Regions from separate parts of the Homo sapiens genome. Here region 1 is linked to region 2. Evidence: read pairs that join two places in POLR2A ChIA-PET (ENCODE). Cell type or tissue: PC-9. All regions are shown on one strand. Region 1 overlaps TAB3 (TGF-beta activated kinase 1 (MAP3K7) binding protein 3). Region 2 overlaps DMD (dystrophin).

Region 1 (4,000 bases), 370 kb after region 2:
AAAGATTAGTGGCAGGTGAACCCAAAAGACACGGCATTATCTGAACAACAGACAGAAGCAAATTTGAATGTGAGAATTGAGCAATCTAGTCAGGTACCCTTAAAGTCATTTTCAGAAGCCTAGTCACTCTATAGCCCACTAACTTGAAGCAATCAAAGAATTACTATGCATGATGTAGGGGTTACATAAACTATTGCTACTATATTTTAGAAGATTGCATCAATTTCTTTTACTTGTGTGGTCTTTGGAGCAAAACAAACAGTAAAACATTTGGTTAGGATACTTATAGTAAGCCTTTTGTGATCTAGAAATTAGAACATGAGCTGTAACAAGTAATTGAAGAAATACATATGCAGCTTCTTAAAGCATAAAAAGATTCAATTAATACATCAAATAGCACTGTGGCTTTTATGAGCTATCACAGCAATTATTTTCAGAAAATTATCTTAAAACAGCATATTCAAGTGGATAAAACATTTGTGAAAGGGCCTGCAAGGGAAACCACTATTAAGGTTTTATAAGCAAAGAGCTGTGTTTTTTGTCTGCATTGGACAATGAGCTCTTTGGGATACTTAGGCATTTCTAAATCTCTTTTCATAACGAATCTAAATGTATCCATTTTATACTAAATTCTACTCTTCCACACTGCAGAAAACTTTTTATACTGAGTTTCCAATCTAAACTTTTAAGCTAGGGAAGGAATCTAAACCTTTTTCGGTGGTGACGGGGGGAGGCAGGGGAATAAGCATTTAGAATAGATGCAAATCAGTGCATGACTTGATGAAAACCAGCTTTTTTGTGATTTTTGGTAAGGAAAACTTGTTGGGAAAAAAAAAAGTAGATCTGGAAATGAAGAGATTTAATATATTTAAACTATCAGTATTAGTACCATACAGCATCTTCTATAAATAAGTATGGCTACAGTTAACTGTAATCGTTTAGAACAAGCAGAGCACAGTGATAGGTTCACAGAAGTGAAGGCAGGACCCAAAACCAACCTTGGAGGAGACACAGCAGGAGATGTGGCTGAAATACAGACACTAGACCAGGGAATGAACATTTGAAGACAGACAGGTGAAAATTTTGTGGCAAGACAAAATTCTCAGGTATTGTTCTATCTATTCTGAAATTGGCACCTTTTATCATTGATAAATCTGTAGGAAACATTTAACACTTAGTGTAAGATTCTCCTTTTCTTGAAAATAAGAATACATAAACTGCTGATGTTATTTCACATTTATTGAGGTTGCTTAGTAGTCTCAAAATATAACTTGATTAATCCTTGTAAATGTTTATATTTGGCTTTTTCTGTAGTTCAATTTATAATGAATTTTTAAGGTAAATTATGATAAATATGAAAGTAAGCTTTCATTATTTAAGTGTTCTTTCTCACAGTTTGTTCATTAAAAATCAAAACAAGCAGAAAGAGAAAACAGTTCAACCATCCTTTCATTTCTCTTCTTCATTTATCTCCCCAAATGCCCCACATGCCTAATCCTGCCTAAGGAGACTAGCCTTACAATTAGAAAAATATTCCTTTAAGTGTAATACATTGTAGACATACATCTGTGTAGTGGTTTTCTTGGGTCTTTTCTCACAGCGATGAAAACACAATTTCATTGGGAGGACAGAATTATGTAATGAATTTTGAAATCCTGGAAAACATTTTTCCCTTCTTATGTGTTTTATTTACATATTTTCTTTAAAAAAAAATCAAATAACAGGAAAAAAGAGTTCTTAAATGCCTGATGAATTTACTTTCTTTATAGGAAACTTTGATCCAAAAGCCATGAATAATTTTTATGACAACATAGAACCTGGCCCAGTTGTACCACCCAAGCCATCTAAAAAAGGTGAGTATGAAAAATGTCACAAATACGATAGAAATAAATGTCAAAATAATTTGGGATTTCACATTTATCTGAAGAAATTTCCACTAGAGGTTAAGTTGTTCAGCATAAAGTTACCATATTTTTATTATTTTTATTTTTTTGAGACAGGGTCTCATTCTGCTGCCCCAGCTAGAGTGCAGTGGTGTGATCATGGCTCATTGCAGCCTCGACCTTCTGGGCTCCAGCGATCTTTCTGCCTCAGCCTCCCAAGTAGCTGGTGTGTGGCATGGTAGGCACACACCACCATGCCCAGCTAATTTTTTTTTATTTTTTGTAGAGATGGGATCTCACCATGTTGCTCACTGGTCTCAACAAATTTACCATATTGGTGTTATAATGTGGCAATAATGAAATGTCCCCAAACTTTAGTTTTTAAAAAGTACTGAAATTAGTAACTCTTAGAATTACTGTCAGAGGTAATTTGATGGACTATATAATTTTTTACAAACAGAAGCTGAAACACTATATTACATAGTTAACATTATAAATTTACTTAGCATTGTAAAAACTATAACCCTAAAAGATAATTCTCATAAAATAATGAGGATTTTAAAGGTCTAATGTGAGAATAGAAAGTTAGATTTGCAATAGACTTAAGATTATTTTTCAGACAACAAAAGAATACTTGTGTACTCAAAAGGGGAGCATAGCAATTGGTAGCGACTAGGTATTTTCCCATCAAGAACAAAAGAAATCCTATATAACCAAGGTTTGAAGGAATCATTTTTGGATAGTTGTTACATAAAAATGATTTAAAATTAAAGATATCAAACATGTTCTTATTTTTATGTAGCAAATGTTTAATTGGCATTTCTGTATCTTAAAAAATTAATTTTAATTGAATTTACACGTGCAGTCATTTAAGCCAGACGGATGGATCACATGAGGCCAGGAGTTCGAGACTAGCCTGGCCAACATGGCAAAACCCCGTCTCTACTAAAAATACAAAAATTAGCCAGGCCTGATGGCGCGCGCCTGTAATCCCAGCTACTCAGGTGGCTAAGGCATGAGAATCACTTGAACCCAGGAGGTGGAGGTTGCAGTGAGCCGAGATCGCGCCACTGTACTCCAGCCTAGGCGACAGAGACCCTGTCATTTATTCATTCATTCATAAATAAGTAGTCATTGAATGTAGATTAACTTTCTGCCTCATTCTTAATATTTTAATCCTTTTTGCCTTAAGCAACTCAAGGTAGATTGATCATGAAGACACATAGAACAGTGGAGAATGCCTTATTTTTGAAAAAAATTACCAGAGAGTATAACATTTAACATCTCATCAGACTTAATTAAAAGAATGTATAAATTCTATCTAAATAATACTACCTGACCTAATTACTTAAATTTTGGTTGAATAGTTTTCTACGTATATTAAGCTCATTACAGAGTGTTTTTTTTTTTATTTATAAGTTGCAACATAGTATCTGTTCTTCTTTTTATTGTTTAATATTACCATCGATGTTTCATCTGATCTACATTTAAAAACAGCCTATTGATTTCTTTTTTTTTTTTGAGATGGAGACTCTCTCTGTCACCCAGGCTGGAATGCAGTGGCACTATCTCAGCTCACTGCAACCTCCACCTCCCAGGTTCAAGTGATTCTCCTGTCTCAGCCTCCCAAGTAGCTGGGATTACCCACCACCATGCCCGGCTAATTTTTGTATTTTTAGTAGAGACGGCGTTTCACCATGGTGGCGAGGCTGGTCTTGAACTCTTGACCTCAAGTGACTCAGCCTCCCAAAGTGCTGGGATTACAGGCATGAGCTACCGCACCTGGCCAAAAAATAGTCTATTGATTTCTAAAAATGGCACAAAGAATCATCTTAGTGGATGACTGCCGAGTGCCAGATTTGGCACTTTGGCAGCATCATATGCAGTTTCTTGCCGAAAGTCACTGAGGTGTATAGTTAGCATTGATCAATTTAGTCTTTTGGGTTCATAAAATCAGTCTTTAAACTCGATTTTGCCTGAATGTCTACTAAAGAAGTATCGCCAGACAAACTTTAGTTCATTGATTCAAAGAGCTGTCTTAGAGCAATTGCCCTGTCTAAGGGAGTGCATTGGAAAGTTTTTACCCTGGAAACAGGACCAAGTTGATTAGAAATGGT
Region 2 (4,000 bases):
TCCACCACCATGTCTGTTTCATGCTTCTGGGGAAACTCCAGGATTTTCTGTTTTCCTTTTTTTAAAAGAGAAAAATGTGTGCGCAATATAGGTGGAAAAGTATTTTTGCACAAACCTACATAGGTATTAACCACTATTTTTGTTTTTTTCTTAATATTTAATTAGAACTGGCCATGAATAACTTGTAAAATATACTAAAGCCTTAAGTTTGCATTTCTTTATTACTGGGAAAGGTGTTTACTGAGCGGGATTTACCTCTATTTATGTGAACTACATTTATAATTGAATTGCCCCTTCCCCCTAGATGCATGAGAGATTTACTTAATTAGCATTGATTCCTTGCCTCAAAGGACTGAGAATTCCAACCAGAGCTTAGGTGTATAAGGTAGTATAAAAGCAATGTTGTTGTGTTTCTAGTTTGGCTAATAAATTGGCTTTAGAGAAATGCATCTTTTCATGACACTTGGGAATAAAGCTTGTGATTTGCTGATGTTGGACAAGGTTGAAGTTTCACTTTTGTTAAATTTTTGTCCCCAGCATAAGATTAAACACCTCCTCAGATCAAGGGAATTTTCCTCCCTCAGCCTTATAAAGTTGTTAGAGGACTTAGAAAGAATATTATGAAATACAATTTGAAGGTGAAAGGAGAAATAAGCGAGCCTCAGGTCTGAAAACTGGATAGATTATGCAATTACTTTAGTTTGCCTATAGAAAATTTTAGTGGAGAGTATTTTTTTCACCTAATATTAGGGTAGCAGAGAGATGCTGAGGTGACTGATATTTCAAGGAGAAAAGCGCTTAATGATTATAAATGCATAGCTAGAAATAGAGTTTACACAACCTTAGCCATACAGATTAATCTAACAGATCTTCTCTAATGCTAATACAAGAAAGTATCATCGGATCTCTTTAAAAATTTCTGCTAAAACATTTTTTTTTTCTTATTCAGGTGACAATTGACTCTGTTTATGTAGAACAGGCTAGGTCCCCTTAACTCTCAGATATTCCCCAGTAATCCAAGGATGGGAATTATATCTTTGCCCATATCTTCACCCAATGCCAGTGAGATTTAAGAACAACTTCAGATCCTGAATACTGATCAAACTCATCAACTTAGAGTCGAGGCATAAAAATAAAACACCTTTCAAAGAGAGTGTGGTTCACGTTTGGTGTTTATTAAAGGGTATGAGAGAGTCCTAGCTAGGATTCTCAGAGGAAAAAGGACACTGAAAGGAAGGTTTTACTCTTTGAGTCATTTGTGATTTTATTTGTTTTTTGCAGTGGATCTCTTGAGCCTGTCAGCTGCATGTGATGCCTTGGACCAGCACAACCTCAAGCAAAATGACCAGCCCATGGATATCCTGCAGATTATTAATTGTTTGACCACTATTTATGACCGCCTGGAGCAAGAGCACAACAATTTGGTCAACGTCCCTCTCTGCGTGGATATGTGTCTGAACTGGCTGCTGAATGTTTATGATACGTACGTATGGCATGTTTTTATTTCCCGGGCTCTGTCACAGGAGGCTTAGCGTACAGAATGGTGAAGTGTAATTAGCATTACAACAGGGCCCTGGAAGCTGTGGACCTAATGCTCTTCCTGTGATAAATCATTTTTGCATTTATGACTTGAAAAATATTTTGATAAGCTAGGAGTTAAGAGCCAGAATGTAGATTGCTCTCAGATTAGAAAACAAACAAAACCCTGAGACACTCATTTTGCAAATAGTGGAATGAGTCGACATATAGCCTTTGGTTCTTTCCCTTTCTCGCCCATGGATTTTGGAATTCTTCCATGCACTTCAGGGGTGGCTTCCTCTCACTGGCGGCCATGGCTGTGCTCCTGGAGATACTGGCACACCTGTCTCCAGATCAGAATGGTCTTAGCTGATACTTAGGACACTTTTGCAGAAGATTATGAATTGATAGGCCAAACAAAATGAAAACAAGCCCTTAATACAGCAAACTTAGCTTCTCAAACTGAGAACATTTTTCGTTTTCTTTTGTTTTTTAATAAGATTTTATGAAGTTTCAGTTTGGCGCCTCCATTCATCACTCTCTCTTAGAGAACAATTGTTTGTTTTGGATTGCACACAAGGGAGATATCCCCAGTTCTGATTTTTTTTTTTCTTGAGCTTAATGAAGACAATTGAAGAAGGGAGCAGAAGGAATTGGTCTTAATTTTGCCTAAATTCTTCTTAGATCTCAAAATTATTACATGCCTCATTTCACCAATCAAGAACATACTCCCATTTGGAAATCTGGGAAGGTTTTCTGAAAAGAGTTGCAAAACAACTGTTTTGCCTTTTACCTTTGTTGTAGACTTCTACTACCTTTTGAACTAAAATTTATACCTTTTTTTCTTTCTTATTTTGATAAGGTATTGCTTTTTAAAATTTCAGGACCACCTGACTATTACATTCATCATAGTCATCTACCAAGTCCTTGAACATGTCGGATTTCAATTGTGAACTACGTTCACATTAGTTTTGATAAGAGTTTGTATTCAGGTTTCCCCTCAAATATATTTTGGCACTGTTTTCTTTGCAGATGACATGTGAATGCATTCTGAATGTATAACTTCCTTCTACCTGACTGAAAAGTATTTGGTGACAATTTTAACTCCTTGAAGACCTGAGTTGCTGTATAAAGTGGATTTGTTAAATTTTGATCTACCTTTTCTTAAGAGGGAGAAAGATAAGAAAATTTTCCAGTGATAGGAATTTGTTTAGTCCATTAGTGCCCAGGATTTCTTTTTGACTGAGGGATTTAATAAATTTTAGTAGCTGGAAGTTGAGCATATTGTTCACCGAAAATAACCGCCATTGGGACCTATCCTTTGTGATTTTGAAGTGCTAATAGGCGAATTATTCTGAAATATTTTCTCCTTTTTCTTTTTACCAATATCTAAGGGCCAGTAGCTTTCCGTAATAAAATAAGAAGCCAAAAAACTATTGAAAGACACTTTTTAACTTTAATTTTAGGTTTCGGGGTATTATGTGAAGGTCTGTTACATAGGTAAACTCACGTCACGGGGGTTTGTTGTACAGATTATTTCATCACTCAGGTATTAACCCATTTATGCCTAGTGTTCCATTATTGGAACACTAAGCTTGTGGGAATTATTCCTATCCTACTGCTCAAGGTCATCGCCAAGGTCTGATTTTCACAAAAAGTAATATGCAGCCTCCAGCATAAATGGGTTAAGCGCAGTACCCAACAGTTGTCTTTTCTGCTCCTCTCCCTCCTTCCACCCTCCACCCTCAAGACCCCAGTATCTGTTGTTCCCTTGTGTTCGTGAGCTCTCATCATTTAGCTTCCACTTAGAAGTGAGAACATGCAGTATTTACTTTTCTGTTTCTGCATTAGTTTGCTAAGGATAATAGTCTCCAGCTAATCCGTGTTCAAAAGACATGATCTCATTCTTTTTTATAGCTGCATGGTATTCCATAGTGTATATGTACCATATTTCTCATTGATGGGCATTCATATTGATTCCATGTCTTGAAAGACATTTTCTACAAAATGGAAAACTTTTCATTCTTATTTTTCCTTTTTTTCCCCCATGGATAAAATTAGCTTATTAATAAATTTGTTATGTGAAATGCTTTATTTCAGTTTTCTATATGCAAATATAGAAAATGCTATGCAAATAAAAGCAATCTATATTAAAACACTGATATAGCAACAGGTTATTTATAAATTTATTTTTTAGATCATATATTTGAATGTTGTTTAATAGAGTATGATATTTTTCTTACGGAGATAAACATTTATATTCTATATTATGTGTTATGTGGCCTGAAGTAATTAATTTTCTTTCAATAAGGGGCAATCTGATGAAGATCTGAGCATTTAAGAGGGCTGAGCAGTTAGTTGCTGGTAATTTTTTTGGCTTCCATGACCAAAGTAGGTAATTTGCTTTAGTAACCAAAGTAGATTGGTGAAGATTAGTAATTCTTCTGCTTACCAACTTAAACCAAGGTGGCTTTCCATAGGT

Evidence for each region. Peaks named below come from ENCODE experiments on the same cell type or tissue, not always from the same donor. Only the 100,000 strongest peaks of a DNase experiment are listed, where the experiment ranks them.
Region 1: POLR2A ChIA-PET joins it to region 2 with 5 read pairs; 2 of 35 experiments call an interaction of 5 or more read pairs at or near these places.

Annotation. Positions count from the first base shown.
Region 1 is chrX:30,840,819-30,844,818 of GRCh38, reverse strand. It overlaps TAB3 (TGF-beta activated kinase 1 (MAP3K7) binding protein 3), which reads left to right. Exons shown (of 11, transcript NM_152787.5): 9 at 1,770-1,853. Among named protein-coding and RNA genes, the nearest start is that of TAB3-AS1, 8.2 kb to the right of the region's middle. In PC-9, no CTCF peak of the experiment used is centred here; no DNase peak of the experiment used is centred here.
Region 2 is chrX:31,206,981-31,210,980 of GRCh38, reverse strand. It overlaps DMD (dystrophin), which reads left to right. Exons shown (of 79, transcript NM_004006.3): 65 at 1,282-1,483. Among named protein-coding and RNA genes, the nearest start is that of FTHL17, 140 kb to the right of the region's middle. In PC-9, no CTCF peak of the experiment used is centred here; a DNase peak (open chromatin) is centred at 1,660; H3K27ac peaks cover 897 bases.